7 separate regions of the Mus musculus genome follow, and regions 2, 3, 4, 5, 6 and 7 are each linked to region 1. A link is a loop called in an ENCODE intact Hi-C map of the cell type or tissue named here. Cell type or tissue: heart. All regions are shown on one strand.

Region 1 (4,000 bases):
AACCCTGAATCAAGATCAAGGCTCAGATGGTATTGTGTTTCCAGCTGTAATCGGGCTATTCTGCCGTCAGTATGACATCATCAAGGACAACGACTCCAACAACAACCCCAAGGAGAAGGGGAAGGGGCCTGAACAGAGTCCTCAGGGAAGGCCAGTGGGGACAACAAGACAGGTGATGTGGGACCAGTGAGTGTGATAAGGGGGATTTGGGTGCAGAGGGATCATCACTGAAAGACAGAATAGGCGGTGTGTCGGTGTGTCTGTGTGTGTGTACACTGTGTGCATGGAATGTCTGGGATGGAGGAGTCCAGAAGGCAAGGGTGGCATATTTACCTTTCTGGAATTCAGGATGGGTAATTTTTCTCTTACAGAAAAAGTCTCCATCAATCAACACCATTGATGTTTGATCGGATGAAGAACCAGAACCAGAAGAGAGGATGCACTGTGAGGATGCACTGTATGAGTAAGGGGGCGGGGGCAGGAAAGCCTAAGATGGTGACCCGCTTGAGACTCCCACAAGGCAGTATGCTCCCAGAATCCCAGGCTGGTACCCATCCTCTTTCCACTGTAAGCAGGGCCAGAATGTAGGTCTGGTAGATTCTGTATCCCTGGACTTGGGAGTGGATATCAAATGGAATATCTCCCATCCCCCAGGTCCAGGGGAGAATCACTTATTCAACCCTATCCCACTAGGTCCTCGCTAGGGGCCCCATGTCACCTGCATCAGGACTATTGGCACTCACTAGCTGCCCCTACAGCTTGCCTCTGGGCCTCAGAGAGGGGTGTTTCTGCCCGGGTTGCCCTCCTTCAGTGAGTCAGAAGAACCTTCTGGGCCTAGAGGCAGACGCTGCATTGCACTATTCCAGTGTCTTCCACGGAGCCTCTGGGGCTCCTCCCTCACCTGGCAGCCCCTCCAGCTGCTGGTGATCTCACCCCTGGGACATTTTTCCAATAAAGGTTCTGGACAAACTGGAACTGACTGGTTCCTGTATGGTATGCTGAAGACATCTCTACACCTTGTCAGTTCTTCTCAGGCCTCCACCAACCTGAAAGGACAGAGTCTTGATAAGATGTTTGCGTCAGTGTAACAATGTATTCATCTAAGATGGGCGGGGAAAGACAAAAGGGGAGGGGATGAAAGCCAAAGGCCTCCCTTCTTTGTCTTTGCTGAATGAGAAGAGAGAAAATGAGAAGTCACAGTTTTCATACCAACAGAAACCAGGCCATGTCATATAAAAGGGCCAGTAGATTTTTTTTTTATCTTTGTTCAGGACCTTGTGCATACTAAGCAAATATTCTACTGTTGCGCTATATAACCAATCCCTTCCCTGCACTTTTGACTCCAGCACTCACTTTGGGGAAATGGTCAGAAGGGCTGAGCTGTCTTAGGAGCTGACAGGAGAGCAGCCACCACTAATGTGCCCTTGGTGCCATGTGTTCTCACCCCGGGCACACCAGTGCCTCGTCTTTGTTTTCTTTTTCATCTATGTCTTTGTTCATTCAAAGTTAATAATAATTGTAATCCATAAATGAGTTTATATTTATACTCTAACATATCCAGAGGATTCTAGAAATAAAGCTGAGGGGTTTGGATGCCCCTATCAAAAAAAGTATAATTTGAGTTCTGGGACCTATTTGTTACCTGTGAAAAAAGGGAATCTGTCCCCTTCTGATTCTTAATTTTCTAGAGGGATGTGGTGGCAGGAAGAGAAATACTCGTTACCATTGGCAACTGCAGTGCGCTCAAGGCTTTGGGCCCAGCATTTGCCTGGGGGGCATATGCTATGCTTTTAGGGGGGGATAGGGCTTGCCCACCTTGGGTCATTTAGAGAAGGCCTATGACTAACGTTTCTGCATTTCATTCTGTCTCTTGATCTTTTGGGAGAAACAAGAACAAAAATTATTGAAAGGATCCCAAAGAAGATGGTATCTTTTTTTGCTTAACTAATCACAACCACAGGTGTCATGCAGCTCTAAACTAGGAGGGGAACCAAGCTCTGGTCTGCCTCCTGCACTGTCCCATAGAGACATCTGGGTTTCAGGAATCTGCCTTGAACTCAATGACCAAACAGGGTGCCTTTTCTTTCCCTAGCCAGTGCTTCCAATATATCCACCATATCCTGGATAATTTCCTGAGACTGTGTTTCAGAGTAGAGAAGTTGGGCATGGAGACAATGAGTTGAGGAGAGTTGAGCCTTCTTACGGGAATTAAAAGGTTATTAGCTGTGGGTTAAATGCCGGTTCCACCCTTTACAAGCTGTTTTAACTTTGGCGAGTAACTCCTTTAATCTGCCTCCTGTTGGGTAAAATGGGTCTGTACCGCTGCTGAATTCAAACACAGTGCCAAGTATATCCTTGAGCTTTCACTGTTATCTGTCAGTATTGAGTGGCCTCCCGCAAGTCACCTAAGTTTTGGGATGACGTGAAGATTTCAGCTCCGCGAATTGTCTTTTGCCTCTCGTAGCACCTGCCTTGCTCTCCTCCAGAGTTTAAGCAACTAAAGCACATCTGGCCGGGTAGGACAATAAGAAAACGTAAGGATATGGTGACGTAGAATCCGGAGAGGACCGAAGACTTGTGGGCGGAGGTTTGCGTTAGGTTTGCATGCAGCCACAGGATTGGTCGCGGAGAGAATTCCACAACCCCTCTTATGGGCCCGCCTTAGGACTCACTGCGCTTGCGCACGTCCTGTTCGCTCCGTCGCGAACCCACTACGTGACCTTATGACGTATGTCGCACTCACGTTGCCTGTGCGTCAGCGGTTAGCGCCGCCGATGCTTGGCGGGTTGTCCAGGTAACCACGGGAGTTGTCTCGGTCAGTGAGCATCCGAGACCGGTGTACGTCATGCAGTTGAAGCACCTGAGGACCCTGCTGAGCCCTCAGGTGAGGAATCGCATGCCTCTTCCATTCCCAGGCCACCAGGCGTTCAAAAAAAAAAAAAAAAAAAAAAGTAAGGGAACATAAGTTCATACTTTTTGAGCGTCTACTTTGTTCAGAAGACCGTGAAAGCTCTTTCAGCAGGCGACATGCATCACTAACGACTCTAAGCTTTCTTTGCATGACATTACATCAGTTGAGTGCCAGGCCCCAAGCTTAGGCTCTCCGGGATCACCCGCATTACGCGTCAAGGCTCTTTTTGGAAGGAGAGGCGCATATATAGTCAACCTTCATAAGTCTACACAGGATGAAATGAGCACTTTAGATATAAACCCTAAAAAAAGGTAGAGCAGAAGCTGAACCCTCTTTTGGATTGTGAAAGTGTGTCTCCTCAGAAGCAGAAGAGGCTGGGTGGGCGCTGGAGGAGGAGCCCAGAGACATAAACGAAGATTATGTTTGGTTTGGGCGTGAAGAGGACAGAGTCTCTGTCTTAGCTTAGCTCCAACACTGACTTGACCAAATGGTATTTCTGGCTTTAACCATCACCATACGCAATCATTCTATCACTAGCTTCTTCATCTGGTAAAGAAAAGGCGCAGGGAGAGCAACTGTAAGCGACTTAGGAGAATGTTAAATAAAGTTCTACACAGAACAGAATCTTATAAGCCTTGGTAGCCCAGGCTAGTAATCTCAGCAATTGTGGAGGTAGGAGGATCAGGAATGCAAGGCCATTCTTAGCTACGTGGAGAGTTCAAGGCCAGCCTGGGCTACTTGAGACTCTTAGGAGAGGGGGTAGGGGAAGGGAGAGAAGGGAAGGAAAGGGGAGGGGAGAAAAGGGGAGGGGGAAGGGGAAAAGGGAGAGAGGAGGGAAGGGAAGGGGAGGGTAGGAGAGAGAGAGGGGGGAGGGGAGAGGAAGAGGAAGAGGAAAGGCCTGTGAGCTGGCTCACTGGCTAAGGTACTTGCCACTAAGCCTGACCTCCTGAGTTTGAGCCCTGTGACCCACACAGTGGAAGGAAAGAGCCAGCTTGTGCAAGTTGTCCCACCCCACTCAAAATGTAAGGAAAAAGTTTTAAAGAGCATAAGAAAACTGGAAAGCCATAAGAAGGATGATTGACAAGAGAG
Region 2 (4,000 bases), 240 kb after region 1:
GTGAGTCAGTCTCAACCGAGTGACAATCCTCCTGCCTCAGCTTCTCAAATGCTGGATTAGAGAGAATGATCAGCATCCCCACAGAGATCATTTTCTTTTGAGACAAGGTTTCAATGTAACCCAAGCTAGCCTCAAATTCACTAAGTAGCTGAGGGTTACCTTGATATTCCTCCCAAGTACTGAAGTTACAACTGCACACAGAGGTGTTAAATGAAAGGAAAAAAAGGCAAATCACTTAAGTTTTCCCAAGTAGATTTTCTTTCTTCTTTTTCTTTTTTTCTTTCTTTTTTTTGGGGGGGGGGGGTGGGTGGGTTCAAGTGCTGGGATTAAAGGAGTGTGCCACCACGCCTGGCCCAAGTAGATTTTATGTTACAGGTAACTGTAAATGCCTGTACATTAAGGATTTCAAGCCTCCAAGCCTTGTGGTGGTGCACACCTTTAATTCTGGCACTTGAGAGGCAGAGGCAGGCAGATCTCTGAGTTTGAGACCAGCCTAGTTTATAGAAGGAGCTCCAGGACAGAAAAATTCTATGTTGAAAAACCAACCAAGGGGGCTAGAAAGATGGCTCAGAGGTTAAAAGTTCTTAAGTTGCTCTTCCAAAGGTCCTGAGTTCAATTTCCAGCAACCACATGGTAACTCACAGCCATCAATAATGAGATCTGGTGCCCTCTTCTGGCACACTATACACAATAAATAAATAAATAAATAAATAAAAATTTAAAAAAGAAAAGACAAACCAACCAAATAAAAAGGACTTCAACAAATTATTTTTCCATTTACTGTGTGCCTACAAACTACAAAAATCATAACATAAAATATATATGTTTTTGCAAGCCTGTAATCCCAGCTACTCAGGAAGCTGAGGCAGGAGGATCACAAGTTCATGGTTAGTGTGGGCAATTAGTGAGATCATGTGTCAAAATACTGAAAAGAGCCAGATGTGATGGCTCACCCCTGTAATCCCAGTACTTGGGAAGCTGTAACAGCAATGATATGAGTTTGAGACCAAAACCTGTGCTACATAGTACCAGGATAGGCAGGGCTATATAGCAAGACTCTGTCTCAAAGAAAACAAAAGGAAAAGCAAATCCAAAAAAGGTAGCTTGCATAAAGTCCTAGGTTCATTTCCTAGTACCCAGAACAACAATAAGAAGAAGAAGGAAAAAAAAAAATTAAAGGCTGGAAAGATGGCTTAGCAGTTAAGAGCCAGTATTGCTCCTACAGAAGACCTGAGTCTAGTTCCCAGTACCCACACTGTATCTCACAACTGCCTATCATTCCAGCTCCAGGAGGATCCAAGGCCTCTGAAATTTTCCAGCACCTGCACTCAAGTGCCTGTACCCAGACAGTCAGACAGACAGACAGACACAATTAAAAACAAAAAAATAAAATGAAGAAAAATTTAAATGTATTTTAGTAAAAATAATACAAAGACTTAATAATAAAACTATTTTAAATGAAGCCACAAAAGCCTATAAAATGGCAAAAACTATGATTTGTCATTCAGGGAAAAAAAAATCAAAAGATCATTTACTTATCGAAAAATCATCAAATTCAAATGTTTAGAATCGAGCATTAAATGTCTCCACTTAGGTACTAATATTTATCCCCAGAGCCTGCTAGGCAAGTCTGTAGACTCCAGTCTGGGAACTCTAAAAAGTTCAAAAGAATATTCAAGGATGTCTTCTCCTCCCTCACCCCAAGATGGTGCCCTTCTGATTCAGGCAGCATCGGGCCTGCATTAGCTTCGATGTATCCTCACAGTAAGCAGCCACTCTGGACAAATTGTGCATACCTCCCGGACACAGGGTGCATATCTGCAGAAGAGAAAGAAACCTGATTAAGACTCCAGAAAGAAAAAAAAAAAAAAGAACAAGTCAGTAGCCTTTCCAGAATTCCCATAATGCAAAGCGGAAAAGTGCCTTTTGTAAACAGAACCCATTTTTTTCCCTTAAAACCCCCGCACCAAATCAGCGCACTGTACGAGAGAAGATCCTCGTGTTTGTGCATTATTACTTGACTATACTGTGTCCTCTCCAGAGACTTCTCCACCTGACAGGCATGGTTTGGCAAGTGTTAAAGGGCTGCAGGTACACAGCGTACTCAAGCATCACTATATATTTAGATAGATAGATAGATAGATAGATAGATAGATAGATAGATAGATAGATAGATAGATAGATAGATAGATAGTCGTGCCATTGCACCACGCACAGCATTCGTGCAAGGAGAGCTGGCAGAAGAACCCTGGGACTCGTCTGGGAAGCACTATTTAAAATTATTCAAAAGCAAGGAGATCAAATTTCAAAGGACTCTGAATGTGGGCAGGGCGAAGGTGCTAGTGGCCTGCACTACGTGAGTACTGGACAACACCATCCCCGCAGGCACAGGGCCCGGGGAAGCTTCAGGGACAAAAATCTGAGCTTCCGACTGGCCAAAGGGACAGACACCGGCGGGCGAGCTGGATTCCGGGCTGACGGCCAGCAACCTTCTTCAGCCAGATCTCAAACTTTCTTCTGTACCTCAGGTAGAGCCAGGGCCCTCTCCACGCCCAGAACCAGGAGCAGGGCGGCCGCCCGAGAGCCGCCTGACTCCCGAGACGCCATTTCCCACTGCTTTCCACCGTCTTGACAGCTCGCGAGAACCGAGCGCGAGGCTCCGCCCCCAGCGTGTCACGCGCCAGCCTTGAGGCGAGGCTTAGCTTCCAAATCCTGTCACTCTGGGGCGTGGCCTGGTCCGCCCGGGGCACGAGCCGTGGAGCCCGAGGCGTAATTTGCCCGCAGGTTCGGGCTGCTCGCGGAATTCTGAGCTCCTGTCCTGCGCTTGCTCGCGGTGGACAGACCCACCATCTCTCCATTCTTCCTGGAGCGCAGGCCTGTCCAGTTAGCGCTTAGTTGCCTTGAGCTACTGCATGACCCTCAGCCCGGTGCGGACGCCCGGGCAGCTCCATCCGCCCTTAGTAAACATGGCGGCGCTGGGACCCGGGAGGGCGGGGGTAGGGGGCGGGGTCCTGCTGTCCCGCTGTCACCAAGTCAGGAGGTGCGAGCCGAGCCGAGCCGGGCCGGGCTGGCCTGCGGGCCAGCTGCCCTCATGTGGAGATCTCAAAGGTGGGCAGGGCGGGTGTAGGATGGGCCGGGCGAGGCGGGGATTGGGCAGGGCCGGAGAGACTGAGTTCAGTCGCCTGGAGGCGGGACTGGAAGGGGCGGGGCGGGGTGAGCCTCTCGGTGTGGGCTTTGGGGAAGGTCTTAAATACTAGTGCAAAGTCGTGGGTTCGCCACGTGCGGAGAGAAGGGGAAAGCTGAGCCGAGAGAGGGTAAGGGTGATGGAGGAGTGAAGATCGGAGGGCGAAGGGCAAACGCTGGCAAGAGAACACGAGCCTGGGAACCCTTCACCTTAATGTTGCGTAGTGTTCTGCAGCCCGGGCAAGGACGCGAAGCGGGAAAGACGCTTCCTTAACTCATGTTCTTTGCCTTGCCAAGGGGGAAAAACCAATGCTGGTTTCGGAAAGAACGTAGGAACTTTGGTAGCCCTGGCCGAACCACCGACGCAAGGCAAGCAGAACAGCAGCAGGTCTGACTGGAAGGGCGCTGGGAGAGACCCATCACACCTAAGGGGACAGCTATTGCTCTGGGTGACGACTCCTCAAAAGGTAACTAGAGACAATTAGAGCTCATCTCAATTAGCCTGCCAATGCTTCCATTCCACAGGCTCCAGGTATCTGCCTGGAAATCCTGAATTTGCATTTATCAATACATTTAGCTGGTGGGATATCTTGTTTTAATGAGAAAGGCCATTCAGATCTTGAGGAATATTAAGCCCTAGATATTGGTGACAGTTGGCCCTGCAGGTGTTCCCTTATATTTCAAAGGGGGAAGAGGGTGAGGACTTAGCTCTGGCATTCCTAGTTAAGTCTTGTCCCCAGTACTGAAAGAAATGAACCCACAAACCTCAATACCTTTCATTGCAGATAAGTCCCATGCAATGTGAGACCTTTTTAAA
Region 3 (4,000 bases), 110 kb after region 1:
CAGCCTGGTCTACAAAGTGAGTTCCAGGACAGCCAGAGCTAAACAGAGAAACCCTGTCTGGAAAAACCAAAAATGTGTGTGCTAAGGCTGAGCCGCACGACAAATAAAAACAGGTTTTTCCAGTAAATAACAATCTGAGGTCACAGTATGATCAAATCCTGCAACAGTTCTGGGCAGTGGTGGAGCACGCCTTTAGTTCTAGCACTTGAGAGGGTGAGGCAGGCAGATTTCTGAGTTCAAGGCCAGCTTGGTCTACAAATTGAGTTCCAGGACAGACAGAACTATACAGAGAAATTCTGTCTCAAAAAAAAAAAAAAAAAAAGAAAGAAAGAAAAAGAAAACAAAAACAACAACAAAAAAAACCCCAGTCAGACAGGGGTGGAAGAGAGATCTCAGTGGTTAAGGGTGTGTGCTTCTCTTTTAGAGGACCAGTTTCCCAGGACCCATGTTAGATGGCTTCCAGCACCAAGTGACCTAACATCCTCTTCTGGCCTCGAAAAGCACCCACATGAATGTGAGCATAGTTTCTCTCTCACACGCACACAAGAATTGATAGACATGGAGGTTTGTGCTTGTAATGAGAGCACTTAGGCTGATGCGGAGCCGTGATGCGCTCCAGACCAACTATGGTATTCCATAAAAGGGAATTTCAGTATAAATACATACGCTGGACCAACAATGAGAAACAGATCAACTGCGTGCAGGGTTAGTTAAGCTTAAAAAAGAGCCTTCAGGCTGGAGAGATGGCTCAGCATTTAAGAGCACTGACTGCTCTTCTGAAGGTCCTGAGATCAATTCCCAGCAACCACGTGGTGGCTCACAACCATCCGTAATGATTCTGGTGAGTCTGAAGTCAGCTACAGTGTACTTAGATATAATAATAAATCTTAAAAAAGAAAGAAAAGAGCTTTCACTTGTTGTATCTTAAACTTTGAGAATCTTTTTCCAAAATCAAAGTTATTTTAAAAAAATTTTTTTGTGTGATAAAACCAAAGAGAACTTAACCAGAGGCAGGATTTTAAGAGATGTTGTTCATCAAAGCACTAAATCTGTTACTCCCTATAAAATGTTTAGGAGCTATTATCTAAAAGAGGAAGACAGCCATTCAAAATGCTGTCATTTGAGCATAAGAGGATGTCGGAGAACTGGGTGTTCTCTTTCTTTCCTTTCAGATTTTGGCTAAATCCCTTTTTCCTTTTTTAATTGGTAGGATACAGGATTACCCTGGTAGAACCTGAATTCCTGAGCTCAAGAGATCTTCCTGCTTCAGCCTTGAGTACCTAGTCTGGGAGTTGACGTGCCCCATTGTTTTCTCCCTTTCTCATTTTTCTGAGACATGGTCTAATATAGTACAGGCTGATTTCCAATTTCCAAGTAGTCATGGATCACGTTGAACTGCTAATCCTCCTGACTCCATCTCCGGAGTGCTGGGATTATAAGCGTGCACCATTACTCTTTGTAAAGATTTAACCAAGGGAATAATTGAACAAGACTATTTAGAAAGGGGAAAGCTGCCATATTTCACCTCTTCCGGTTCATTTTAATTCGCCCTCCTCCTGGGTAAAGGCAGATCTGTGAAAGCTACATGGTTTTAAAAGGCTGAAAACCTTGTTGCTCGGAGGCCACTTCCCAGTGAGGGAGTGGCGTGAGGCCTGGGTTGATGCTCTCTTTAAAAGCGCAGCCTACCCACCCAGGCTAGGCTCCCCCCGCTCTTTTCTTCCCTTGGCCTCTTTCCAAGCCCTCCTCTTTATTTTCTTCCTGTCTTGGCTCATTCACTGGCAGCAGAAAATCAGGAGATCTCTGGGGGCGAGGGATTGTCTCCTAGTCCGTCGAAGCTCGGGACTGTAGTTAAGAATCAGGTGTGGTCAGGCTCTTTTCTCCACAAAGCCAGCAACCTGGGTGGAAAGGCAGGTCGGAACGCTCGGCGACAGCAGAAGCGCGACACTTTCCTCTTCAATGCTTTTCCACAAGGCTGCTGGTGGAGCTGCGGTGCCGCGCAGGCGCCGACCTCCCCTTCCGGTCGCTGAAATTCCCAGAAGGCCCTGCAGTGTCCTAGGGCCGCGGAAGCCACGCTCCAGCTCGCGGGCGTCGGAGGGCTCAGTGCCGCGCCGCGCTGCATTATGGAACACAGAGTTTAAAAGAAAGCTCGGCAGGAAACGCGTTCCAGACCAAGCTTGCGTTTACCTTGTCTCGGGGGCGGGGCAAGGAAGAGCCGATCAAGATTTCGTCATAAAACCGCGACCCGACAGGCGGCGCCATCTTCGAACTTGGACTTCCGGAAGGACTTTGGCGCGGGTGAGTGTACCGCAACGGGGTGTGCGGGGGACCCAAAATTACTCCTCCCATTCTTTTGCCGTAGCGCTAAGGCAATGGGAACCGATTCCCGATTCCCGTCTTACTCCCGCGCAAGACAGCGCGCCTCCTAGCCTTTGCGCTTCTCCCGAGAACCGTCGAGCTCTCTCCTCCGTCCCCACTGGGGCCACTGAGCATCCCCCATCTCTGCCAGCCGGTCTTACCTTCTTCCCCAATTCGGTGTATGTAGCGCGGTAAACTGGACTCAGGTTTCTGCACTGCTTACGTTGAACTCGTTACGTTGGGCCTTCGGACTTGGGTGAACCTGCAGTTATCTTAAGGCTTAGGGAAATCAGGGCTCGCCTGGGGCTCGAAAGCTGCCCCCACGGCCAGGATTGGGGAATGGCAGGTGGTGGTGTCTCTGTCTGATTGCAGTCAGTCCTCTTGTGCTCATTCCCTCTTACTGTGTCTCAGCCTTTTCCTCCAAGTGGCTCTAACCCCGGGGGTTGTGCCCCGCGCGCTGCAACCCCATTGGCGCAGCCAAGGGCCAGTTATGTTTCCTTATACTGGTCCTTTTATCCCGCGGCAAGTTTGCCGTCTTTTGGACAAGACAGAGATGGCGACTTCACCCCCACAGGAGGTAATTCACTTTTCTGGGCAGGTTTAGGACATAACCAGGTCTTTTTGCCCTTGGAGGTACATTGATTGTTACATAAATTCAAATTAACCTTTGCTTACGTTACCTTTTACCGCTTACCGCTATCAACTGCAGTGCCATTTTTCCTAATAGTTTTAAGTTGTTCTATTCAGATTTACACTCTTTAGTTTCTAGCAGTATCAACTGAAAACGTGAGTTGCAGGTTTTTGTACAAATAATATGTTTGTTTTTGGACCAGTAAAATTATCTGATAAATCACCAGTTGCATGATAGGAATACTTTGGGAACCAGTGTATTAAACAGTGTATGTGAAGTGAGTCCGTGTTTAAGATGAAGTATTATCTAATTGTTTTTCTTTTGCCAAAGTAGTCAGGTTAGCAACCTGAAGCAGCAAGGAAATCAGACAGTATGGGATATAAAAATCCTAGTTAGAATTTACTGAACATTTCTTCCTTTACTGTTTAAAATTTGTATTGTCAGATCCTAAATAGGAATTCTACCATTCACTGCCACTGCCTTTTACTAGAAGTGAATTTTTTCTTTTTTTTTTTTGTATTTTTTTTATTACGTATTTTCCTCAATTACATTTCCAATGCTATCCCAAAAGTCCCCCACACCCTCCCTCAGAAGTGAATTTTTAAAAGGATTTTTTTTTTGTATGTTGAGTCACTCACTGAAAAAAGTTATATACTGATTCATGCATCGAGTTCGAATAGTGTAGTAAACCAGGAAGGCAAGATCTTACAAACTTACTTAACTTACTTTCTTATCTTTATCTTACAAACTTTCTCTTTTGGTTTTTCAAGACAGGGTTTCTTGTGTAGCCCTGGCTGTCCTGGAACTCATTCTGTAGACCAGGCTGGCCTCGAACTCAGAAATCTGCCTGCCTCTGCCTCTCAAGTTCTGGGATTAAAGGCATGCGCTACCACCACCTTCCAAACGTTCAAAGACAGATTGATTTTGTCTTAGTTTACTAAAGTCTGAATATTGGTTTGTTGTTACTTGTTTTACAAGACCACTTTCTTGGAGACAGGTTTTTATCCCTGATTG
Region 4 (4,000 bases), 73 kb after region 1:
CAGAGCCCCGTGCTAAAGCACGGTCAGCGTGGAGATGGCCGCACATCGCCATGGCTCCCTCCAGCCCCAGCCGTTGGTGGGCGTGGCAACCAGTCTCGCGGGAGCGGCGGTTGGGCGGGCCGTTGTCCCCGAGGGCGGGGCGAGTTGCTAAGGAAATGACCGCCCGCAGCGGCTCACCGCGCCAGTAGGGCGGGGCCTGGAGCAGCGCGGTTTCCGCTTCCGCCCTCTCCCCGCTCCTGTCCCGTTACCGCCTCCTAGCCGGCCTCGCGCCTTTCGCCGGCACCTTGCGTCGACTGCGCAGCCGGGCCCGCTCCTTGCCACGCGCGCCCCCAGGGGCCCCGGCTCCGGCGCCGGCAAGGGTCGCGTCCCGCTTACCTGTTCCTCAGGTAGCCAGCCATCCGCCGCCATGGGTGCCTACCTCTCTCAGCCCAACACGGTGAAGTGCTCCGGGGACGGGGTTGGCGCCCCGCGGCTCCCGCTGCCCTACGGCTTCTCCGCCATGCAAGGCTGGCGCGTCTCCATGGAGGTGAGACAGGGCCCCAGCGGCTGGCCACTGCATGGCAGGAACCTGACAGAGAAAGGGAGCGAGGGGGATGGGGTTCTCCTCAAGCAGGGGTCCCTGACGAGAGCCTGCAGCCACGGTGCGGGAGGCGGCGGCGAGCGCGGGATCCGGGCGGAGAGGGAGCGGCTAGAGCTTGGGGACCGCGGCCTGATGGCTAGTGGCTGCGGGAGCCCTGCCATGTGAGAAGAGGCACCTTCCGCCTACTGGCCGCCGTCTCTCCGTACCTTCGCGCCATCCTCTGGTGCCAGCCCAGCCCTCCAGCTTTTCCAGCGGCATGGGGTTGTCAGAGGGAAGAGGGAAGACTCGTTATTTGTTCGCTTATTGGTCGAATAGATGTGAATGACTGGTTCGTTTTTATTCTTGAAATATGTAATGTGGCAGGCCTCTTGGGGCTACAAACTTGATGGCGAAAAGGAGCCCGGGTAATAATGTGCTTTCCATTCTTAACCCTCAGTTGCTTTTAGCCTTAGACACCTCATGTTAATTTCAGAAGCCCCGCTTGACCTTCGAGAATTGTCACTCGTTCGTATTCTTTTCGAAATCTTTTATGATCTTTAGGAAAGGAATCGTGTCTGTCACTAGGCTTGCTTTTATTTTTTATTTTTTGAAATATGCTTGTAATTTTTTTTCTTACTCGATTTCTTTAAAACTTACTGAGTTGTCATTTTCCTCTGCATATAATTTAGTATACTCGATTTTCAGTCTTGTCATCAATCCTTTTTTGTCACCATCTACGAATAACTTTTAAAAAGAAAAGAAAAGTCCACTTTGGATGAAAGGGAAAGCAATCATTTGGATTGACAGTGTTGAGCAAATGGATGTGAAACTACAATGAACAGGGAATAGGTGTCTTTGAGCAATTTTGTGTGAAGTCTAAGGGACTAGTGAAAAGTTCTAATTATGTCTGGAATCGAGGGTTTATCCAGTTAGTAGGTGGGCTACAGGTAACAGCCAAATAGTTTCCCTTGGTGTTTTTTTTTTTTTTTTTTTTTTTTTTTTCTCTCAAATTCCCTCGCTCCTCCCTGTGGTTAGCTCTGGAATGACAGTGTGAACCTAAATGGTTTGTTCTCAGACTCAAAAGCTATTTTCACCAGCTTTTGATTATGGCTCTAGCATTATCTAGATCCAGCAGAATCTAGATAAATAATTTCAGCAAGGAGAGGGTCCTATTCATTTGGCTCAGTGCCCACATTTAATGGCTTGGAAATTGAGGCCTAGAAAGATTAGGGTACTTGTACCTTGATACAAAGAATTGTATTAAGGTGTTCAAGACAATAGGAGCTGTTCTTATATAGGTGTCAAGATGAAGCACAGCTTTCATATTTCTCAGTGGCATGCTGTAGTAATGACTGGGTAAAGTTAGAGATACCTGGGTATAGTATAGCTTCAGAAGGAAAGCCTTGGGGGTGGCTAAGTGCAACTTGCTGTTCTTACAGGGGACCAGAGTGTGATTCTCAGTGCCCACCCATGTCAAGGAGGTTCCAACAACCTGTGGTTCAAAAAAAAAAAAAAAAAAAAAAAAAGCCGGGCGTGGTGGTGCACACCTTTAATCCCAGCACTTGGGAGGCAGAGGCAGGCGGATTTCTGAGTTCGAGGCCAGCCTGGTCTACAGAGTGAGTTCCAGGACAGCCAAGTTCGAGGCCAGCCTGGTCTACAGAGTGAGTTCCAGGACAGCCAAGGCTACAGAGAAACCCTGTCTCGGAAGAAAAAAAAAAAAAACCCGTGGTTGAATCCGGTGCCCTCTTCTGGCCTCTGCTGATAACTAGTTCTTTCAAGTGCAGTGGGGGTTGGGGAGGGTGGTGGTGGAAGAAAAGCCATAAAGTTAGTCTGGCTGGTGTTTGGGTTAGGCTATGGGGTTCTTTTATTCTCATCTCATAGACTTTTCAAGTTTCTTGTTTTTTAATTTCCGTGGAATGAAATGGTTTTTCCACTTTTGGGGGCACTCTTTCTAGTTTTTTTATGAATTGAGCTGAGTGTTTTTAGATCTAGGAATTCTGTGATTTTACTTCTCTGCTAAGCATTTCCCACTGTGTTTTGGTTCCTCCATTGGAGATTAAAAATCTACTTCATTTTGAGTTTAGGGCTGTTTGGTATGAAGAATTTTGCTCAACTGTTCTTGAGACCATAATCTTCACTCTAAAGGCAATGTTTGAGCATTACAGCTCCTGCTGTGCTATTCCTGGATTTACTTTTGTTTGAGTAAATATGCCTAATCTTGAAGTGCTAGTTAAGATCCCTTTCTGCTGCATAGATACTTTCTTTCTAGGTTTGTGTCCTCCCTCAAAGTATTACATAGTATCTTTGCTATTTTAAGAAAGACACTAAAGTTTTTAGTCTCTTAGAAGAATCTTTCAGAAAATAAGATCTTGATCTAAGAGTGTATATAGTTCAATAGGCCAAAAAGGTGGGGAAAGAGTTATGCTATGTCTTGGTTCCTCTTTTCCTAAGGAATAGACTTAATTCCACCAATTAATGAAGCCCATTCACATTGTTGGCTTGATTCTAAAGACTGGGTTCAGATAAGTTGTATTGGTTTACCTTACAGAAGTTAGTAAAAGTCTGACACAGCTTTAAGCCTGTTTTAGTCTCTCTCTTGAACCAAGGGTGGGTGGTAGTCACCAAAAGCTGGCATTTCATACCTTCTGTCTCAGTCTCTCCAACCCTCTTGCTGTAGAACTAGAATTTGGGGGAGGAAGTGGAGAGGGTGTCAAAATGCTGTAGTGATACACCCCCTTCTTTGTGATTTGGAGGGATTCTCCAGCTTGTTGAGCTATCCTATGGAGTTAAAAGGAGGAGGAGGTGCTGAGAAACAAACAAAAATTGTGAGGTTTTGGTGGCTGGTGAGAAGTCCAGTTTGAACGCAATGTACTGTTGAAAGGAAAAGGATTGTTGAGGCTCCTCTGAAAGAAAACAGTTTTGTGGAGAGTTGGGATGTTACAAAAATTCAATAAATACTCCTCTTTATTTTTTTAACTTTTTAAAGAAATACTATTTATTTAATGTATATGAATACACTGTAGCAGTCTTCAGACACACCAGAAGAGGGCATTAGTCCCATTACAGATGGTTGTGAGCCACCATGTGGTTGCTGGGAATTGAACTCAGGACCTCTGGAAGAGCAGTCATTGCTCTTAACCACTGAGCCATCTCTCTCTCTCTCTCTCTCTCTCTCTTTTTTTGGTTTTTTGAGACAGGGTTTCTCTGTATAGTCCTGGCTGTCCTGGAACTCACTTTGTAGACCAGGCTGGCCTCGAACTCAGAAATCCTCCTGCCTCTGCCTCCCGAGTGCTGGGATTAAAGGTTTGTGGGTTTTTTTGTTTTTTGTTTTTTTTTTGTCTTTTTGTTTTTCGAGACAGGGTTTCTCTGTATAGCCCTGGCTGTCCTGGAACTCACTTTGTAGACCAGGCTGGCCTTGAACTCAGAATTCTACCTGCCTCT
Region 5 (4,000 bases), 180 kb before region 1:
ATGTATGCTACCCTTAACATACATGTTTGCACACACACAAACACACACACCACCACATATGAGGGTAAGCCGGCAGGCTGCTAAGCTTGATTCCCCCAAACCCACATTAAAAAGACAGGTGTGATGGGGCATCTTTGTAATCACATCACCAGAGTGGCTGAGACAGTAGATCTCGGAGGCTTTCTGGCTGGCTAGAGAGCCTAGCAGAAAGGCAAGCCTGAGGCCAAAAAGACCCTGTCTCAATGAAAAGGGTGGGGAGCTACTGAGGAATGACACCTGAAGTTGTCCTCTGTCCTTCAAATGCATGTATATACATACATACACACACATACACACACACCTGTACATTCATACACAAATGTTTACATGTTCAGGAACACATGAATACACAAGCTTGGAAATATAATATAAAAACAGTTAAGACACACACAAGAAAATGAAGAATAGAGACAGATTCCCACAAAAAAATTCTAAATAAGAGAGAATGTTTTAGTTTTAAATAAATATAATGGGGGTTGGAGATAGCTCCGAATTAAAAGCATTTGTTGCTTTTGCAGAGAACCTAGATTTGATTCCCAACACCCTCATGGTGGCTCACAGCTCTGTAACTCCAGTACAATGGGACATGACACCTTCTTCTGATTTCTGTGAGCATTAGGCACTCAATGTGATGCACACACACACACAGGGAAAATTCTTATTCACACAAAATAAAGGACTAATTAGGGATTGTGCAGATGGTCAACGGATAAAGAAGCTATCACATAAACAGAAGGACTGGAGTTTGTATCTCTAGCACCCACATAAAAGCTGGGTAGGCATAGCAGGCCACCAGTAACCCCAGCACGTAGGAGGCAGACACAAAGGCAAGCTGGCTAGCTAGACTATCAAGAACTGGTGAGACCCTTCCTCTATACATGAGTGGAGTGATCAAGAAGACACCCAAGGTCAGCTTCAGACTTTCGTATGTGCACCTGAAAATACATGTGTGTTTATACACAGAAAAACACACATACATGCTGTGGTGGTTTGAATTAGAATGGCCCTCATGAGCTCTGATGTTTGAATACTTGGTGCCCAGTTGATGGAACTGTTTGGCAAGGATTAGGAGGTGTGGCTTGTTAGAGGAGGTGTGCCACTGGAGAACAGGCTTTGAGGTTTCAAAAGACTCTTACCATTCCCAGTTAGCACTCCCCTCTACCCCTACCTTCTACTTGTAGATCAAGACGTGAGCTCTCAGATGCCCTGCCATGATGAACTCAACCTGCTGAACCCATGAGCCCAATTAAACACTTCCTTGTGAGCTGTGTTGGGGATACACAGAAGACACAGGTAGGAGTGACAGGCACAGCACACATCCTCAATAGCTACAGAAGAAGCAATACTCACAGGCCCATGCTCTGACCTCATGTGGTATGCAAGCCCAGCCTTTGACCTGTACGGTTTCCCACAGTGGTGACATTTCAGGGCCAACTTCTCGAGCTCTGAAGCCTCTTTGCCACACTTTCTAACATGGTACAGATATCCCATAATGCTGGTGAAGGTACTGGAGCAACTCTGAACATAGGAAAGAAGCCTATGTTAGAACGGTATATGTTTCACATGATCCCTAAATTTGTCAGAAATCACCAAGCACCACAAACCACAAAAAGACAGCGAGACAAGACGCTCACCAACATTTCCCACAAGCCCCTTCCCCTTGGCAAGTGTGCCTATGAGCCAGATGGCAATCAGCTCAGTGATCACTGAGCAAGTGTACCACACACCTACTCCAGGTCAGAACTTGAACTGTGACCCAATCCCACCCTGATATTATCTAGCCAGCAACATTGATCTCCTCACAGAATGAGCTCCTGACAATCATCTTCCTCACACTAAAGGATGGTAAAGAAGCCCCTTCGAGCAAAGAGGACGATGGGGAATATACTTGTGGAGAGGAGAAAAAAATAAAGAACTGCAAGACATCTGGAAAAGTAGGTTCCACCCTATGCCACCAGGGGGCAGAGGAGCAAGAAACCTGAAAGGGGTGAGCAAGGGGAAAGAACAACAGGAAGACAGACCTGAGACTCCAGGACAGTCTGCCGCCTCGGCTCTTACCTCACGCATGCACCGGAGCTTTCCCATTCTCTTTAAAACTGTTCGCAGCCTCTCCCTCTCACTTGGCTCATCTACTTCATCTCCTGCCTTCAAAATTGGCTGGAGTCAAAAGAAGCAAGTAAACGTGATCCAAGGAACAGAAAACAAAACAGCCCCCTCCAGAGCAATCAAGAAATTAACTATGAGCCATACTGACGCTGTTGAGTCTGAGTTCTGGCTCCATTTTCTGGATGGCATGAAGTAAATGCAATGGATACCTGAGTTCTGACCTCTTACCCCCCCACCCCCACCCCCAGTAGAGGAGAACTTAAACACACAAGTACCTATGAAAACCCAGCTCAAAAATTCCATCCTGTGCTATTCCAGCAGTGAACAGTCTTACATAGTTTCCTATGACGTGACAGAGCCAGAGCCAGCTTCACTGAACTATCTGTACTAAGTAAGAGCTACCCAAACACAGAACCCCAGCTGAGATGGAAAAGCTAGTGATTTGCTAGCTCCTCTCCCTGCATCTTCATGCCAAGATCCACAGCAAGGATCAGCAGCATGAACTGGGAAAGTATTTCCGGATGGCCTGCTGCCCTGGCTACAGCTTGTTTGATCTGGGCTTCCAAGCAGCGTGAAGGAGCACCAGGTGTGGGTGTGCGACAGTCTGTACGTCCTATGCTACAGCACCAGCAACAAGTGCTCTGAATGCAGCCACTGGGGCTGGATGGGAGGTCCTCACCGTCCAGCCTACAGTCTCCGAGATGCTTTTCTCAGCAGAGAAGACTCCAGTGGTGGGGTGCTCTCTCTACCCACCCCCAAGAATTCCTACCCAGGAGGACTTCCCAGATGTCATAGCTACAGCTGGGCCTTAGGTCTCCTATATGCCAGCCTTCTGCCAGATACTCCATCTTCCCCAGGTTCCACAGAGCTCCCCTCAGCCCTCGAAGCCTTCTGGACATTTCTAGTCTCTCACTTGACACAAGGATACCAAGATGGAGGTGGCATGGTAGACACAGACAAACCAGGCCTAGGATACTTCTTTCTTTTGCTTTCTTTTTTTAAAGATTTATTACTTTTCTCCCAACCTAATATTTCTATTGATTATTTGGGAATTTCATACAATGTATCTGAATCACACTCATTTTCTGTCTTTTGCATGCACCATCCTCTAATCTGCTAGAGATGTCTTTGCTGTTTTCACTAAGCTGACATGATGCCATTGTTACAGTTCCCACATCCTCATCCTGCTGTTTCTGGGTCTCCAGTCTGTAAGTGGAACTGTTGCTTGTGAGTGTATTTCCTTCTGTGGATAACTGCTCACAAGCTCTTTAGGGGCCCCAGCCTATTGTCCCCATTGTTACCCTTCTGAGGAAAAAAGAAAAAAAATTCATCATTTCAGACAATCACTATGTAGCCCTGCCAAATGGCCTTGTATTAGCTATCCTCCTGCCTCAGCTTTCTAAAAGCTGGAACTGTATAAGCCTGTGCACTGTGAAACCTTTTAACTCTCTGCTTCTTGCCACAGTTTTAATATTCCTTTCCCTGATGATCAAAAGGTTGACATTCTCACATGTTAACTGAGCATGCAGCTAGGTAGGTACAGTGCTACACTTCTGTAACCCCAGTCCTTGAGAGGTAGACACAGTAGGATTAGGAGTTCAAAGTCAGCCTCAGCTCCACAGGGAGTTTGAGGGCCAGCCAGGGGTGCAGTAAAATAATACACACAGTGATCATAGGCTCCTGCGTGTAAGAAAGCTGAGGCAGAAGGATTGCTGCAAACTCATGGCCAGTCTGCAGTTGTGAGTTTCAAGCCAGCCTGGACTATTGGGCAAAACCCGAGGAAGAAAGAGAGGGAGGGAGGGAGGAAGGACAGAAGGGAGGGATTTTTACATCATTTCTGGTGATCATGAATTAT
Region 6 (4,000 bases), 99 kb after region 1:
GAATGCAGGAACCACGTTGGCCCCATACTCCTTCCGAAGCTATGGCGAGAAAGAGATACAATTCTTCACATAACACAGGAACTGAGTGGTGACAACTAAGACTCACCCAAGTCCTCCTGGGTTCTTCTAACAACTCTTTAAAAGACGTGTGACAAAAGATGACTTTGGCAGAGTCAGGACCCCCAAAGATCTTAGGTATAAATTCTTGTATGTGTTCATGTGAAGACATTATAGGGTGATTTTTCATGGGGTCCTGGGTCCAGGAGCCCTTTGATTTACATAGCAAGACTGCTCAGTAGAGAACATTTATAGGGAACACTTATGTGCACAGATAATAAAGTCATAGCATACTCAAGTGTGTTGAAGGGACTTTGCTGATCCAAGAATCTACTTTTTATCTGGAGAAACTGAGGCGGGAAGAAATTAACTTGCTCAGGACTGACATCTAGTAGAAACAGGGCTCTCTAGAGATTCACTATCTATACAGAGCTCACTATCTGGTGAGGGGGGAAACATTTGGACATCTTATACACTGATGGGACCAAGAACACACAAGGAAAGCAGCGAATGGTTTGTATTAATCCGGGGAATGAATTCCCAAGTTATAGTTTAGGTGCCAGAAGGAATGTGCTTTGACTAACAGGGTTCAGTTTTTCCATGCAGGGGCAAAGGATGAAAAAGGAGACAGCTCAGAGAAGGAAGGATGTGTGAGTATAGGGAAGTACAGGAACTGTGAGAGACAAGCCGCTCAGAGAGTTTCCGGAAATGTCACGCTAACAAAGTCCACCTTCCACTGTAGCAGTGATTATAGGGTGATGTAATGAAAGGGGATTAATGTCCGTGGGTATGGAAGGGCTTGAAGCTGCATCTAGACAGGGTTGTTAGTCCCACCTGCTCGTGCAGCCCCAGAAGCTGGCTGTAGCGCACCCGACAGTGCAGGACTCCATTCACGTGAATGTTATAGGCCTGAGGACACAAAAGCAGGCAAACATCTCAGGATCGACGTGCAAACCACCTCTTGCCCCAGAAACCTGTCCGGAAGTTGCCTGACATATCCGTCTGCGCAACGCTCCGAGACTTCCCGGGATTTAGCCTGTTTTTCCCCCAGGGCCGGGTTTCAAGCAGAAGGCCCAGTCCCGAGGACACTCGGGCGCTTGTGCGGCAGTATCCCTCCCGGAGATGACAATAGTGCCCACCGCCAGAGCAGTCGCGGCCTGGCCGGGGAAAGAAGAACCTATTGGAGCTTGGGGTGGCTTAAGTACGAAACTGAGACATGAGATGGCTTCCAGTGAGGTTCGAAGGCTGGAGGCCGCTCCGAGAGCTCCGGCCCGTTATCCCCGCCCTGGCCCAGCTTCTAGCACCTCCTCACCACGTAGGCGGAGCCGCCGCTGTCCCCACTGCGGGACTCCGTTTCAGGAATGGAAAAGTGCATGTTCCCTAAGGCAGAGCTCCGTACTACCAGGTTCGCAGCGCCTCTGCTCGCTTGCCTCTGCCACTCAGCGCGTCTCCGCAGCCCAGCTCGCCATTTTGGTGGGCCTGAACTCCGAGGTGGGAAGGCTGTAGGATGACGGCTCTGCGAGCAGCAACCTCGGCATGCTGGGAGCTGTAGTCGAGCGCCGGAGACGCTCCTAATTGGGAACCCAACATCCTTTGGTCCTCACCGCGACCCGTAGTCCTGGGCGGGACCCAGTGCACGCCGGAAGTTGTAGTCCGCTGGGGACTGACTCCGCGGGAGGCATCAGGGGAGCCAGCAGCCCAGGTGGCGCTGTAGTGTGAGTGACCTCGGCGGGAGGAGCCTAGGACCCACAGTCATGGCTGCGGTGGCGGTGGCTGTTCGCGAAGGTGAGTGAAGGGCTAGATGCACCAAGTGGTAGAAGAGCAGATGAACACTGGATCGCTGATGCGGGGTCCGGAGCGCCTTTGGGCCTTGCCGCCGGGTTTCTGCACGTCGCGGGACTCTGGTTTACAAGATCTAGGGCGCAGCAGGGTGCTGCTTGCCGGCTGTTCCCAGAAGGGTGACTGACCCTTTTCCTCCCACGCCTGTCCTTTGATCCTGCCGCGCAGTGCGTCCCCACGCGGATCCCAGAGCGCCTCGCGCCCGGCAGCCGAGCTGTGGTCATGCCAACCCAGCAGCCAGCTGCGCCGACGAGTCTCCCCAAGTCCTCCCGGAGCCTGTCTGGCTCACTCTGTGCCCTGTTTTCTGATGCAGAATCGAGATCCGAGATGAAGACTGAACTTTCTCCTCGGCCCGGGGTAAGTGAGGGAGAGACCTCCTAAGTCGCCTGTCAAGAGCTACACAGAAAGCTGTGTCACCTTCATTTGGCCCCATCTCCCATCCTTTTCAGTTCATCTCTTAGTAGAACTGGGAGATTTTACAGAGCTTAACGGTGTGTGACTATGACTGAAGAAGTTTCTCTCCTTACTTACGTAGACTTGTAACAGAAGTCAGAGAGTGTTAGGAACTTAACCTTGGGGGAATCTAGTAAGCATCTTGATAAACCTTTGGAATGGCCTGGGGTAGAGCAGTTCCCGTGTCTGTGTCTCAGGCAGCAGGGCGGGAGTTGACCCAAGAAGAGAAGCTTCAGCTTCGAAAAGAAAAGAAACAGCAGAAGAAGAAACGGAAGGAGGAAAAGGGGGCAGACCAAGAAATTGGCTCTGCTGTGTCTGCAGCTCAACGGCAAGGTGCGGGGACGCTTTAAACGGCCGGGGGTAGGATGCTGGATGAGGGATTTGCAAAGGGAGATAGAACAAAGTTGGTTTGAGCAAGTACAAAAGCGGTTACTTGGAAGGCAGAGCCTGATGGTGCTGGCTGGTGGTGGCTTACAGCACACCTTTAACCCCAGCACTAAGGCCAAAGCAAAGGCAGGTGGATCTCTGATGAATTCCAGCCTCAGTCAAAAAAGGAAAAAAAAAAAAACTTAGATAAGGTAAAAGGGAAACTAAGGCCAAAGCAAAGACAGGTGGATCTCTGATGAATTCCAGCCTCAGTCAAGAAAGGGAAAAAAAATAGATAAAAGGGAAACTTTGGTTGGGGCAAAGAGATCACCGTCCTAGAGCCCAGGCACCTCTTCCCTCTGTATTTCATAGACCCAATCAGAGAACTCCCAGGACCTGGTAGTCAGCTGGGAGGTACTGCTGGGGAGAAACTTCCAGCTGGCCGGAGTAAGGCAGAACTTCGCGCCGAAAGGAGAGCCAAGCAGGAGGCAGAGCGGGCCCTGAAACAGGCAAGAAAAGGGGAACAAGGAGGCGTCCCTCCTCAGGCCTGCCCCAGCACTGCTGGAGAAACCACCTCAGGTATCTCTCTCCTCTTCATTCTCACACTCCACTTACCCAAACGCTCCCGTTTCGAGATGTATAGAGTCTTGAAAGCATCTCCCTAACTTTTAGGAGTGAAGCGTGTCCCCGAGCACACCCCAGCTGATGACCCCACACTTCTGAGGAGGCTCCTTAGAAAGCCAGATCGACAACAGGTAGGAAGTGGGTTTGGTACCTGGAGAATTGCCCTGGGCAAAGAAAAGATCTGGAAAAGCACGGAGTATTGGGATCAAATAGCCCACCCAGTCCCGTTTGATGATGTCTCTTTGTTTCATGGAGGTTCCTACACGAAAGGATTACGGATCCAAAGTCAGTCTCTTCTCCCACCTGCCTCAGTACAGCAGACAAAGCTCCTTGACCCAGTACATGAGGTAGGACCTTTAAGTCGGAGGAGATTGAGGAACTCAGTGTTAAAAGTGACTGGAACTGTGAGATGGGATGTGTGGGTGGGTGGGGTGCAAACTCAAGGCAAAACTACAGGAAATGGGGAAGCCCCTTCTCATGAGGGGCAGGGGCCAAGAGGTACTCAAGTTCCCTTAAAAAGTATGTGACACCGCCATCCCATCAGCATCCCATCCTCTGTGATCCACCCAGCCATGGTGAGACTCGGTCTGCAGTACTCCCAGGGCCTCATCAGTGGCTCCAATGCCCGGTGCATCGCACTGCTTCACGCCCTGCAGCAGGT
Region 7 (4,000 bases), 51 kb after region 1:
ACTAGCCGAAACTCCCAAGGGTGACTTATCCTACTAGACCAATAGTGACATTATTCATCTTTCCTATACATAGGTAGAAGCTGCCTTTGGGCCAAGTGACCGACAGGCGTGACTTCCATCTGTAAGTGTGGCAAGTGGGTATTGTTTAACAACATTTCTTTTCATTTACTCACTGAAATGTTTAGTAACATTTGTAGGTTATTGTACGTCACACACTGGGAGGGTGCTTGAGATAGATCAGTGAATTAAAATAAATGAAATGCCTACACTTACCTAAGCACAAATTAAAAAAAAAAAAATCAAAGACCTTGTTTCCAGCTTTCCTTTCATTTACATTGCTCAAAGGCTCTGACTTTTCCAATCTCTGAGGCACTAGATCTGATACCAGTTACCTCCTTCAGAAACAAATAATTCAAGCTATAGTTTTTATAGGTAAAGTACTAAAAATAACATTTCTATAGGCGCAGAGTTGCTTTAAGAAAAACCTAAGTTTCTAATTAACCCATACCAAAAAAAAAAAAAAAAAAAAAAAGGGACAATCAAATGAACACAGACTGTAAAAAAAAAACTGAAACCTGTGTGTGATTAACTCAAGGAAGAGCAGTCTAGTAAGAAAGCGATACCCTGGAAAGTAAACTTGCACTCCAGAGTCAGTTCAGAATACCTAAGACCTGCAATCAACACCAGAATGGCCATACAACTCTCTTGCGACCCTTTCTACGCATCTCTCCCCAGCCTATACAGTTTTATCTGAATCGAGGGACTTGTATTAACGCTCTAGTAAACGCAAAGAACACTACGGGACGGGGGCGGGGGAGGGGAAATCTGGTAGGATACTTCCCCACTTTAATTTCTAAGGAAAGTCCTTGAAAGCCTCCTCAGTCTGCCAAGACAGCTATTAGTTGCGTGCATGTCTTAATAAACCACTAAAAAAGATGAGTTAAGGATCACTTTTTCCTCCGTCCCCTATCAAAGAGCTAAGAAAATAATAAAGTCTGTTTCAGCTACATTCGCAGAATGTGCATCCAATCTGAACGGATAAGTGAAAGTCTAGCGAGATACAGAATATACTCTGGAACGTCAAAGCCCATGGAATCTAAAACTACAGGACCAAGGAAACAGGCAGCCCCTCCACGGGGCACTTAGAGAAAAGATGAACTGTCATCAGAGACAAACATCCAGAAAGCACATTGCCCTCCCAATCATGTCCCAGAAGGTAAAATAAGAGCAGTGCCTAAAGATCTCCAAGCACTCCCGCAAGAGATGCAGAAACGTGTGCAACACTGGGGGTTCTGCCTCAGAGCTGCTGGCAGTTTTAACAGGGATCACTGTGGAAAAGCTCATTTGCATCGGTGAGGGTATCTCCTCGAAGCCTCTAGCTACCCTGAGGACGCATAGTACATTCACTACAGGGCATTGTCTGTCATCTCGCAAAGTTGTTCTCCCGGCTTCCATTATTAGTTGAAAGCCCTCTGCACATCACCCCGCATAGCTCGCAGCCACAGGCCGCTCTGAGGAAACCCAGAAAGCCTCTGAGGTCAACAGAACTGCTCAGTCGGAGAGAATGCAAGCTCGGAGGGAGGAGGCCCTCAGCTTGTCAACACTCCAACAGGTCGCCCGGCCAGTATCTGGAAGGAAGCGGCGGCGGACAGACAGTGGCCGGCCAGGAGACCGAGCACCACAGCCACCTCATCAAAGGCCAGCCCTGCCCCGCCGTCAGGCCGCAGACCACGCCCCCGCGCTCGGCGCGCCGCCCCGCGAGCAGGCCCGGCCCGGACGCCGCGCTTCCTTCCGCAGGCCCTCGGGCCCGGGCCCCCGCCCCGCCCCCGCCCGCGCCGCCTGCCCCGCCTCTCGCGGCCAGAGTTCCAAGAGAACGCCGGGGCCCCCCGACCCGCGCCCGCAGAATTCCGGGCCGCCGCGGCCACGCCGGAGACACCAGGAGGGCGGGCGGCGCCCTGGGGCCAAGGTGGCCCCTCAGCTGCGACGGGCCGGGCTAGGTCGGGCCTGACTCCCGAGAAAGCAGGGCCGCCCGACAGCACCCGCCGGCCGCGTCCTGCCGGCCCGCGGCTCGGGGTCATCCTGCCGCCCTTCCGCGAGCCCCTCCCTCCAGGGCCTCTTTCTCCGGAGCTCACCTCCCGACTCCGCGCCCGCAGCCTGCGCTTCAGCTCCAGCTCGGGTTCCGGGGCCTCGGATCCCAGCGACTCCCTCACAGCTGCGCTCCGCAGCGCAACCGAACTGCGGGCCCCGCCCTCGCGGCGTCCGGACCAACAGTGGGCGGTGCCGCACCGCCGCCAGGTTTCCATTGGACAGGGCAGCGGGGGGCGGTTCCCACAGACCGAGGCTCTCAAGGCAGTCTACTGCCGGGTCTCCTCCCCTTGCGGGGTTCCGGCAGACTGCCTGCCAGCGTTGTCTTCTTGTCTCTCTGTCCATCCTCCTCCCAGTCGAGGTGCCCCCAAGTAATTCTGCCGGACGAAAGGAAGGCCTTCTCTCTCTTCTTGAAAGCGCCATGACAGTCCTAATCCTCTAAGAAGACAAAAGGAACGGAAGACGCAGCCTTTCAATCTGAGGAACGAACCCACCCACATTCCCCATTTGGGAAAGAGACAGTGCACTGGTCATCAAATTTTCAGAAAGCTTTTTTTTAATCGCTTAACATGAAAACTAATAGTTGCTGATTTGCATAACATTATTTACCCAGACATAACCTGATTCGACCCACATAAGGGAGAACTCATTGAAGTTATCCAATGATAGTTGGCAAATTCGAAAAAGAAACAAAACAAAACAAAAAAAAAAAGTTACTCAAATTTAAGTTGACATGAGTCCAAAATAGAATCCGAAGTAAGAAGATCCATCAAAACTGTCTTTGAAAAGGTATTATTTGGAAAGAGTTTACATTGTCTGTGAGTGTAAAGAATTACAATAGATTCTGGGTAAGCCATTGATCTTAGAAAGTTAAAGGCAGAATTTAAGAGATGTATAATACCATTATACATGTATTATCAAGGAAGAAGGATGAATCATCTGAATCTGAGAATGTCACAATCACCAATTTTACTCTCCTTAAAGGGACTAGTTAATCCTAGTTCACGGGTTCACACAGAAATCCTATAGAGACTCATTTTTTTCTCATCTCTTCACTTTAAAATGCTTGCTTTAAAAACTGAAATTTCAACAAGCATGCCAGAGAGATCTCTGTGAATTCAAGGCCAACCAGGGCTACATAGTCTCAAAAACAAACTTTTTTTTTCACCCAGCATAGTAATGCATACCTGTAATCCTATCACTCAGTAGGCTAATGCCGTGAGTTCAAGGTCAGCATAAGCAATAGAGCAACAACACTGTGTCAAGACAAAATAGAATTCTGATGTTGGATTAAAAGATGCACTTACCTAAAATGTATAGCACACCATTTCAAAGTTTGTTCTAGTCTCAGAAGGGTGCTCATCCTCTCCAGATTAGCCTTTCTGCCAAAGCCATTGTAACTCCTGAGCCATGGCAAGCATTCATGACATATCTGTTCATGCTACTTTAGTTCCTATTATTTTCTGTCAGTACTATTTCAAATGTGCACAGAGGATCTTTTGGCAACCTCATTTTCAGTTATTTTCTCATGTATACCTAAAATGACCAACTGCTGCCTACATTTTTACCACCTCACTTATGTTTCCTGATTACAAAAGTAATAAATACTAGCCAGATGATGGTTGTGCATGCCTTTAACCCCAACACTCCGGAGGCAGAGGCTGGTGGATATCTGTGCACTTATAGCCAGCCCGGTCTACAGAACAAGTTCTAGGACAGCCAGGGCTACAAAGAGAAATCCTGACTTGGAAAACCAAAAGCAAACAAAAAATAATGAATGCTTATTATAAAAACTCAGAAATTAGCTTGACTGTGGCCCAAGCCTTTAACCTCAGGACTCAGGAGGCAGAGGCAAGAGGATCTCTGAGTTCAAGGCCAGCCTGGTCAATAGAGTTGAGTTCTAAGACAGCCAGGT

Evidence for each region. Peaks named below come from ENCODE experiments on the same cell type or tissue, not always from the same donor. Only the 100,000 strongest peaks of a DNase experiment are listed, where the experiment ranks them.
Region 2: a loop joins it to region 1, with 2.3 times the contacts of the local background. A loop is called at or near these places in 3 of 42 quality-filtered maps.
Region 3: it touches region 1 in a loop (10-fold over the local background); 4 of 42 quality-filtered maps call a loop at or near these places.
Region 4: a loop joins it to region 1, with 7 times the contacts of the local background. A loop is called at or near these places in 5 of 42 quality-filtered maps.
Region 5: a loop joins it to region 1, with 2.3 times the contacts of the local background. A loop is called at or near these places in 7 of 42 quality-filtered maps.
Region 6: it touches region 1 in a loop (2.1-fold over the local background); 5 of 42 quality-filtered maps call a loop at or near these places.
Region 7: a loop joins it to region 1, with 5 times the contacts of the local background. A loop is called at or near these places in 10 of 42 quality-filtered maps.

The regions. Positions count from the first base shown.
Region 1 is chr5:31,289,858-31,293,857 of GRCm38, reverse strand. Ift172 (intraflagellar transport 172) reads left to right here and starts at 2,744. Exons shown (of 48, transcript NM_026298.5): 1 at 2,744-2,884. The coding sequence starts at 2,846. It overlaps Fndc4 (fibronectin type III domain containing 4), which reads left to right. Exons shown (of 7, transcript NM_022424.6): 6 at 45-172; 7 at 372-1,616. The coding sequence ends at 407. In heart, a CTCF peak has its summit at 2,284; a DNase peak (open chromatin) is centred at 2,697; H3K4me3 peaks cover 1,869 bases; H3K27ac peaks cover 1,582 bases.
Region 2 is chr5:31,047,280-31,051,279 of GRCm38, reverse strand. Slc5a6 (solute carrier family 5 (sodium-dependent vitamin transporter), member 6) reads left to right here and starts at 3,201. Exons shown (of 18, transcript NM_001360022.1): 1 at 3,201-3,314; 2 at 3,481-3,650. It overlaps Atraid (all-trans retinoic acid induced differentiation factor), which reads right to left and starts at 2,640. Exons shown (of 7, transcript NM_027855.4): 1 at 2,524-2,640; 2 at 1,700-1,818. The coding sequence starts at 2,607. In heart, CTCF peaks have their summits at 687 (motif pointing left), 1,711 and 3,073 (motif pointing left); DNase peaks (open chromatin) are centred at 1,769, 2,679 and 3,049; H3K4me3 peaks cover 2,516 bases; H3K27ac peaks cover 2,271 bases.
Region 3 is chr5:31,178,179-31,182,178 of GRCm38, reverse strand. Gtf3c2 (general transcription factor IIIC, polypeptide 2, beta) reads left to right here and starts at 2,035. Exons shown (of 19, transcript NM_027901.2): 1 at 2,035-2,295. In heart, a CTCF peak has its summit at 2,211; DNase peaks (open chromatin) are centred at 2,088 and 2,758; H3K4me3 peaks cover 2,421 bases; H3K27ac peaks cover 1,965 bases.
Region 4 is chr5:31,216,829-31,220,828 of GRCm38, reverse strand. Ppm1g (protein phosphatase 1G (formerly 2C), magnesium-dependent, gamma isoform) reads left to right here and starts at 284. Exons shown (of 10, transcript NM_008014.3): 1 at 284-526. The coding sequence starts at 407. In heart, CTCF peaks have their summits at 548 and 1,593; a DNase peak (open chromatin) is centred at 118; H3K4me3 peaks cover 2,454 bases; H3K27ac peaks cover 1,443 bases.
Region 5 is chr5:31,468,554-31,472,553 of GRCm38, reverse strand. Zfp512 (zinc finger protein 512) reads right to left here. Exons shown (of 14, transcript NM_172993.3): 8 at 2,098-2,196; 9 at 1,390-1,557. Among named protein-coding and RNA genes, the nearest start is that of 4930548H24Rik, 15 kb to the left of the region's middle. In heart, a CTCF peak has its summit at 1,988 (motif pointing right); DNase peaks (open chromatin) are centred at 2,073 and 2,643.
Region 6 is chr5:31,190,835-31,194,834 of GRCm38, reverse strand. Eif2b4 (eukaryotic translation initiation factor 2B, subunit 4 delta) reads left to right here and starts at 1,696. Exons shown (of 13, transcript NM_010122.2): 1 at 1,696-1,842; 2 at 2,210-2,253; 3 at 2,547-2,682; 4 at 3,088-3,294; 5 at 3,388-3,470; 6 at 3,595-3,686; 7 at 3,884-3,998. The coding sequence starts at 1,812. It overlaps Snx17 (sorting nexin 17), which reads right to left and starts at 1,531. Exons shown (of 15, transcript NM_153680.2): 1 at 1,370-1,531; 2 at 892-966; 3 at 1-39. The coding sequence starts at 1,432. In heart, a CTCF peak has its summit at 1,762; a DNase peak (open chromatin) is centred at 1,674; H3K4me3 peaks cover 2,931 bases; H3K27ac peaks cover 2,418 bases.
Region 7 is chr5:31,239,135-31,243,134 of GRCm38, reverse strand. Nrbp1 (nuclear receptor binding protein 1) reads right to left here and starts at 2,217. Exons shown (of 18, transcript NM_147201.2): 1 at 2,133-2,217. In heart, a CTCF peak has its summit at 2,282; DNase peaks (open chromatin) are centred at 1,724 and 2,284; H3K4me3 peaks cover 2,529 bases; H3K27ac peaks cover 1,780 bases.